Linked DNA regions of Homo sapiens: region 2 is linked to region 1. Evidence: read pairs that join two places in POLR2A ChIA-PET (ENCODE). Cell type or tissue: OCI-LY7. All regions are shown on one strand.

Region 1 (4,000 bases):
GACTGTGTCAGGAGAGAGAAATTTCTATTAATGGAAAAGGCCTTGATGGTCAGGGGGATAAGTGGATTGCAGATTAAGTATCAGAGTCCCCAGAGAGCTCGAATTAAGATAAGAACTCACAAGTGTCGCCCTCCGGATGCTGCTGGATGCAGGCGGCATCAGACATTCCTACCAGCTTTCCAAGGCTTGAGACCCCACACGCTGACCTCCAGCAACTAGGATACCCATTTCCAGGGCTCAAACCACTCTCTCCTTGAACCCTCCATTTACTGCACCCCTCTTGAGAGATGATGTTTCCAAACCCAGGTACATCTCTCCCTCTCTGCCGCCACCACCATCTTTCCTGGTCTCTTCCACTCACCCGTCAACTTCCCACCCCCACCTGCACAATGCCTATGAATCAGATCACATCATATTGCTGCTTAAGACCTTCTAACACCCTCCTTCCACAAGCAGAATAAAACTCACTTACTGGGGCCTAGAAAGTCTTACGCACTCTGATGCTTGCTTACCCCGATGCTTGCTTACCCCGCCCTCTGAGCTCACCTGCCCAGGTCTGTCTGATGCCAAAGATAAGCCCCTTTATACTGTTTCCTCAACCAATGCACAGATCTCTACCCTGGACACAGCACAGCTGGAGCTACAGAAATTGTGCCTTGGTGAGAGGTGTAGGCAACAGGGATCTTTGTATATCTTCTAAGGTACAAGCGATTTTGTAGAAAGAGAAAAGCACTTTTATCTAGTATTCGGTTAGCAAATCTAAAAAAGTGTAGATAATCCGGCTGGGCACGATGGCTCATGCCTGTAATCCCAGCACTTTGGGAGGCCAAGGTGGGTGGATCACCTGAGGTCAGGAGATTGAGACCAGCCTGGCCAACATGATGAAATCCTGTCTCTATTAAAAAAATAAAATAAAATACAAAAAATTAGTTGGGTGTGGTGGCACACATCTGTAGTCCCAGCTGCTCAGGAGGCTGAGACAGGAGAGTCGCTTGAACCTGGGAGGTGGAGGCTGGAGTGAGCCAAGATCACACCACTGCACTCCAGCCTGGGTGAGACAGAGTGAGACTCTGTCTCAAAAAATCCATTCTTGCAAAGTGGTGAAAACAAAGTTTTTACTTATTTATTGTTCCTTGGAGTCTTTGGACACTTGTTTTTTTGAAATGTACAATTTAGTGGTTTTCAATACATTCACAGGGTTTGTGACCATCCCCACTATCTGATTCCAGAAAGGGGTGATCTAATTCTGAAAGTCACTATGACTTTAACATGCAAATGGCCCAGGACCATTCCCAGGATATTCTGAGGTACAGGACTCTGCATTTCTACAAATTTATTTATTTGAATGGTGAAAAAAATACATCTAGCACACAACGGACCATTTTAGCCATTTTTAAGAATGCAGTTCAGTGGCATGAAGTACATTCACATGGTTGTGCGACCATCACCACCATCCACCTGCAAAATTGTCTTTAATCTTGCAAAACTAAAACTCTGTGTTCGCTAAGTGATCTGCAAACGTTTTAAAACTACAGGATTACCCAAGCTGGAGCTCTCTGAAGATCCTGTGCCCAACTGCCTCACAATTCTGATGAGAACACTGAGGCCCAAGGAGGTGAAGCACTTGTCCAACGTCACTCACGTAAGTGACAAGCAGGTATGGAGCCCACGTTCATTTATTGAGGCAGATTCTAGTCTCCTGCCTTCACTGAGCATCGGAGAAAATGGCCCCCCGCTTACCTACATTCTGGTTGAAGTGTCTGTAATGTGAACAAAAGTCCTGCTGAACCCCTGAGATTCATGGAATGAGCTGGACCCCAAGAGGGTCCTAAGTTCCTGTCACAGATGCAAACTCTAACACCAGCCCTTCACGCTCCAACGAGAAAGGCCCCTCCACTTTGAGATCCAGGTCCCTCCTACCCATCCTGGGTGTCCACTCCCGGTCACCGGGGTCACGCTGTGGGGGAAACTGAGGCGCTGCTTACCCAGAAGTAGTCGCAGTAGCTCCACTCGGTTGGTTTCAGCAGCTGCTGTTCCGGCATCGTGTCTGGGTGAGGGAACGTCACACAGTTTATCTGTAGGGCACAGAACAAGAAAGAATGACCCCGCTGGAGACTGGAATAGCGAGGAAGGCTTCGGCTCCTGGGGGACACGGCACTGGAGCAGCCTCCCTATTGACAGAACACGCACAGGGATCTTCCCGTGCTCCAGGGGCCAGCATTTCACATGAGCGGCAACAGGTGCTCACCCCCACCCCAAATGGGCTGTGAACCAGTACCACCTCTCTAGATGGCAGTTTACTAGGATCAAAATTGCAAACTTCAGGTGCCTTTGACCCAGCAATTGCACAAGAGTCTATCATACAGATACAGTTGCATGGGGGCAGTGACATCCACACACGCTTTTTCACGACAGCGCTATTTATGGCCGTTAAAGGCTGGAAAACAACTCCAATGTCCATCAGTGGGGGAATGGTTAAACAAAGTATGAGATAGACATCTATGGAAATCAGAAAGGACATGGTGATGAAGTTCTTAAATTTAATTAGGAAAGCGGCCGGGCGCGGTGGCTCACGCCTGTAATCCCAGCACTTTGGGAGGCCGAGGCAGGCGGACCACCTGAGGTTGAGAGTTCGAGACCAGCCTGACCAACAGGGAGAAACCCCGTCTCTACTAAAAATACAAAATTAGCTGGGCGTAGTGGCGCATGCGTGTAATCCCAGCTAGTCGGGAGGCTGAGGGAGGAGAACCACTTGGACCCGGGAGGCAGAGGTTGCAGTGAGCCGAGATGGCACCATTGCTCTCCAGCCTTGCAGTGAGCTGAGATCATGCCATTGTACGAACGAAACTATGTCTCAAAAAAAAAAAAAAGAAAATTTAACAAGGAAAATGTGCCAGGATATATGGTTAGGTGAAGGTTAAAAACAAAAAAAAAAAAAAAGCAAGCAGAGTATTATAGTTCCTTTTCAAAAAGGAAGACAAGACCAGCCCCTCCTCTTCCTCCTCCTGCTTCGCCCATTCAATGTGAAGATGTTGAGGATGAAGACCTTGAGGATGACCCACTTCCACTTAAAGAATAGTAATTATATTTTTCTTGTTTATAATTGTCTTAACATTTTATTTTCTCTAGCTTACTTTACTGTAAGAATACAGTGTATAATACACATAAACATGCAAAATATGTGTTCATGTCAGTAAGGCTTCTACTCAACAAGAGGCTATTAGTAGTTAAGTTCTGGGGAGTTCAAAGTTATATGTCAATTTTGGACTATGGGTGAGGAGGGGGCACCCCTAGCTCCCATGTTGTTCAAGGGTCACCTGTATAATACACATCTGGTTATTTGCATATAGAATATTCCTGGAAACTGATAACATTGTTTGCTTCCAAGGAAAGGAACTGTGTGGGTGAGGGTCAGGGGTGAGAGATTACCTTGCAAATTTTATGTCACGATGTGTATCATACGAACAAATACACCTTAAAATTATAATCTGGGGGGCCGGGCACGGCAGTTCACGCCTGTAATCCCAGCACTTTGGGAGGCCGAGGCAGGTGGATCATGAGGTCAGGAGTTCGAGACCAGCCTGACCAATATGGTGAAACCCCTTCTCTACTAAAAACACAAAAATTAGCCAGGCGTGGTGGCATGTGCCTGTAATCCCAGCTACTCAGGAGGCTGAGGCAGGAGAATCGCTTCAACCCAAGAAGCAGAGGTTGCAGTGAGCCGAGATTGTGCCATTGCACTCCAGCCTGGGTGACAGAGTGAGACTCCCCCTCAAAAAAAAAAAAAAATCTGGGTTGCACGTGTAAGGCTGGCCCTAGCTAAGGAGCGTGAAGTACAGAAATTTTCAGGTCATCTCAGCCTTTTCTGCCCGAGCACATCTGCAATACTGCCTGGCTTTTCCCCATTGTGTGGAGGTGGCTTCAGGCCCCAGATTCCCACCTCTCCTAGGACGCGGGCTAATTTGCTTCCTCTGTGGGAGCAAGGCCTGAGCCTTATAAG
Region 2 (4,000 bases), 590 kb before region 1:
CCTGTTTTTGCTGAGATATTGGATGCCATTCTAAGTTCAGATCCTTTGAAAGTAATCTGTTGTCCCCTACCTCCCACCCCTAGGGAGGCAGAAACTTCTCTTTAACTGGGTGCTCTGAAATTTCATTATGTTGTGATTTGACATGGGTCTTTTTTTATTTCATTTCTTAAGCTGGATATTGATAATGGACTCTTTCAATAAATATGGTTACTCCTGTCTGTCAGTTCTTGGGAAATTTCTGGCATTATTTCCTTTGGTAATTTGTTGACTGTTGTTTTCTCATTGTGGCATTCCTACTCTTTCGATCTTGGATGGATCCTCTAATTTTGATATCTTCCTGTGTCTTTTGGTTCTACTTTGTGGAACTTTTTTTTTTTTTTTTTTTTGAGACATGGTCTCACCCTGTCACCCAGGCTGGAATGCAGTGGCACAATCACAGCTCACTGCAGCCTTGACCTCCTGGGCTCAAGCAATCTCCTCTCGCCTGTCTCCTGAATAGCTGGGACTACAGGCATGCACCACCACACCTAGCAATTTTTTTTTTTTTTTTTTTTGAGACGGAGTCTCATTCTGTCGCCCAGGCTGGAGTGCAATGGCGCAATCTCGGCTCACTGCAACCTCCGCCTCCCGAGTTCAAGCGATTCTCCTGCCTCAGCCTCTCGCCTCCCGAGTAGCTGGGATTACAGGCGCGCTCCACCACTCCTGGCTAATTTTTGTATTTTTAGTAGAGATGGGATTTCACCATGTTGGTCAGGCTGGTCTCGAACTTCTGACCTCGTGATCTGCCCGCCTCAGCCTCCCAAAGTGCTGGGATTACAGGCGTGAGCCACTGCACCCGGCCACCTAGCTAATTTTTAAAAACTTTTGTAGAGACAGGGTCTCGCTATTTTGACTAGGCTGGTCTTGAACTCCTGGGGTCTAGCAATCCGCTCACTTCAGCCCTCCAAAGTGCTGGGATTACAGGCAAAAGCCACCAGGCCCAGCCCATCTCTTCAACTTTGAAACTGCCAGGAGTGACCACTGATCCTTCCCATTCATTGCTTTTTTTCACAGACCACCTCTCAGTTCCTTCTTTTACAGAGAGAAAGAAAGGAAGTAGCTGAGGGATGTAAGCCAACTTAACTAGAAGACATTAAGTTCAGTTGTTCTACATTTGTTCACATCTAAAATTACTTAATATGTAGGTGGTAGGTCCATTTGTCAAGCAGTAGAAATAGCATCGTTCCTTCCAGTAGCTCAGTGTGACAATACTGTTTCTTCTATTAAAACAATGTCTGCATTTTGGGGTTTGCAGAAATTCACTGTTTGGCATGACTTTAAGAATAGCTCTAACCAAATGGTCCATGAGAATACATAAAAACCTTTTTCAGTTCAACAGGTCCACGAAGAACCCAATAATTCTGAAAGAAACATCGAAGGCTGGAAAAACATGTCAGATGATTGTCAGGAGAATATATGTTGCACATCTCAGTGGTGCCCATGTAAGCTGCCTATATGCCAGGTATGACCTGGTGTCTGCCAGCTCCACACCTGCCCTTCTCTGCTCAGTCATGCTGGGGCTTGGAGTCTGTGAACTACCCTTCCCAGGCTCCCCTGCCAGCTGGCTTCCTGTTATGTTCTGCCAAAATAAGGCACTGTCAGGAGTTCAGAAAGCAAGAAGAGGGGTGAGGCTGTTCCTCTTCCTCTCTTTCCCCATCTGCTTCTGGCAGCATCTCTGCAAGTGTCTGTATTCTAACAGTGTTCCCCATGGCAGTGGCAGCCTCTCTTTGGCAGTCCCAGAACGAGCAAGGCAGGCCTGCTTCTGCTGCAGCCCAGGGGCCAGGTCCTAGGCATCTCTAGCACTGGCTGAGCGGCAATCCCAGGAGTACTGTGGTGTGCAGCAGCGCATTTGCATCTTTGCTCTCCTAGGCTTAAGGGTGGCAGCTGCTTCACACAAGGACTAATTTCTGGATTACTGCACCTTCCCCTTTTCATTCTCTCCATCCTTTTAACAGTTTTTTTTTTTTTTTTTTTTTTTTTTAGGCAAAGTCTTGCTCTGTCACCCCGGCTGAAGTGCAGTGGCATGATCTCAACTCACTGCAACCTCCGCCTCCCAGGTTCAAGCAATTCTCCTGCCTCAGCCTCCTGAGTAGCTGGGATTACAGGCATGTGCCACCATGCCTGGCTAATTTTTGTATTTTTAGAGACGGGGTTTCGCCATGTTGGCCAGGCTGGCGGTCTCAAACTCCTGATCTCAGGTGATCTGCCTGCCTTGGCCTCCCCAAATGTTGGGATTATAGGCGTGAGCCACTGCGCCCGGCCCTTCTAACAGTATTCTAACAAGTTGTTTGCATTCTGTCTCCTCTGAGTGAAATACCTAGTATGGTTATTCTTTTTCCTGATTGGCTCCCAACTGACGGAACCTCTCTGAGGGATTTAAAAAATAAGAAGAAAAAAAGACTGGCCAGGCACGGTGGCTCACGCCTGTAATCCCAGCACTTTGGGAGGCCAAGGCAAGGTGGATCACCTGAGCTCAGGAGTTTGAGAACAGCCTAGCCTGTGGTTTTGTAGAAAACTCCATCTCTACAAAAAATACAAAAAGTAGCTGAGTATGGTGGTGTGCACCTGTAGTCCCAGCTACTTAGGGGGCTGAAGCCAGAGGATCTCTTGTGCCCAGGAGGTTGAGGCTGCAGGGAGCTGTGATCATGTCATTTCATTCCAGCTGGACAACAGAGTGAGACTCTGTCTCAAAAAAATAAAATAAAATAAAATATAAAAAATTAAAATTTTTAAATACTCCAGAAGTCTTAATTTTCAGAAAGAGTGAAGGGCGCAATGCCTCATCTATGGTTATGATTGCAAAAGTACAAACTGATTTCAATTGTTTTATTGACAAAGTCATACATCTCTAGAAGATGACAGTTTCTCTAATGTGAAGTCCCAAATTCAAGAGGATTTCCATTAGTTTCCAGAATAAGTAGCTAAGTGCACAACAGCCCTCTCTGTAAAGTTTGACTGCTACAAAAATAAGAAAACTGGTTTGCATGCTGCTAAGATGACCGAACACAAAAACATCTTTTAATAAGGAGCTGAAACCAAGTTGGGAGAAGGCTGCTTCAGTCTTCAATTTTTAGGTGCAGTGGCTCACACCTGTAAATCCCAGCACTTCAGGAGGCCAAGGTAGATCGTTTGAAACCAGGAGTTCAAGACAAGCCTAGGTAAGAAAGCGAGACTTCATCTCTACCAAAAAAACAAACAAAAAAATTAGCTGGGCATGGTGGTGCACACCTGTAGTTTCAGCTACAGGGGACGAACTCCAGGGCTCAAGTGATCCTCCTGATAGCTTAGCACAGAGGTATGACCATGCCACTGCACTCCAGCCTGGGCAACTGAGCGAGACCCTGTCTCTAAACAGAAGGGAAAAAAAGGTCTTCAATTTTGCAAAAGGGCAGCCATGGTACACCACTCAGTTGTTCATTCACGGTCTTCAACCCACTTTAAAAGGCATAATGGAAATGACAAGAAAACAGATACAAAAGGTATTTTTAAGAGGATGCGGCAGAATGTATCATAAAGTTATTACACAGTAACAGTTTTTAAATGCACTTCTTGGGACTATTCCTGTGCTCCGTTATCTTCTAAACACACTTCCAGATGGCCCCATGTTCGGTGACACATTGAGGAGAGAAAGCGGCTGGTGAGGCCACACAAAAGAAACCGGAGGATGGCAGGGTGCTAGGAATGCTGGCTGAAGGGTGGGATGCAGCTTGGGCATGAGGCCTTTAAAAGGCATATTCTTGACCAAGATGATAAATAGAGAGGACAGTAATTAAGGGAGGAAGACTGGAACTGAGAGAAAACAGGAAAGGAGAGAGTAGGGGGAAAAGATTACAAAGAGAGAAGTGAGGATGAGTACAGGAAACTCCGGGAGCACCCAATACCCCAGGGCAGGAGATGTGATTTAAGGATGGGAACATTATGGCTGTATTTGATTGGCTTACATGTAATAGTCCCCAGCCCC

Evidence for each region. Peaks named below come from ENCODE experiments on the same cell type or tissue, not always from the same donor. Only the 100,000 strongest peaks of a DNase experiment are listed, where the experiment ranks them.
Region 2: POLR2A ChIA-PET joins it to region 1 with 9 read pairs; 2 of 35 experiments call an interaction of 5 or more read pairs at or near these places.

Annotation. Positions count from the first base shown.
Region 1 is chr17:9,944,909-9,948,908 of GRCh38, forward strand. GAS7 (growth arrest specific 7) reads right to left here. Exons shown (of 14, transcript NM_201433.2): 6 at 1,986-2,075. Among named protein-coding and RNA genes, the nearest start is that of RCVRN, 42 kb to the left of the region's middle. In OCI-LY7, no CTCF peak of the experiment used is centred here; no DNase peak of the experiment used is centred here.
Region 2 is chr17:9,354,967-9,358,966 of GRCh38, forward strand. The region is part of intron 7 of STX8 (syntaxin 8); the gene reads right to left. Among named protein-coding and RNA genes, the nearest start is that of STX8, 220 kb to the right of the region's middle. In OCI-LY7, no CTCF peak of the experiment used is centred here; a DNase peak (open chromatin) is centred at 1,625.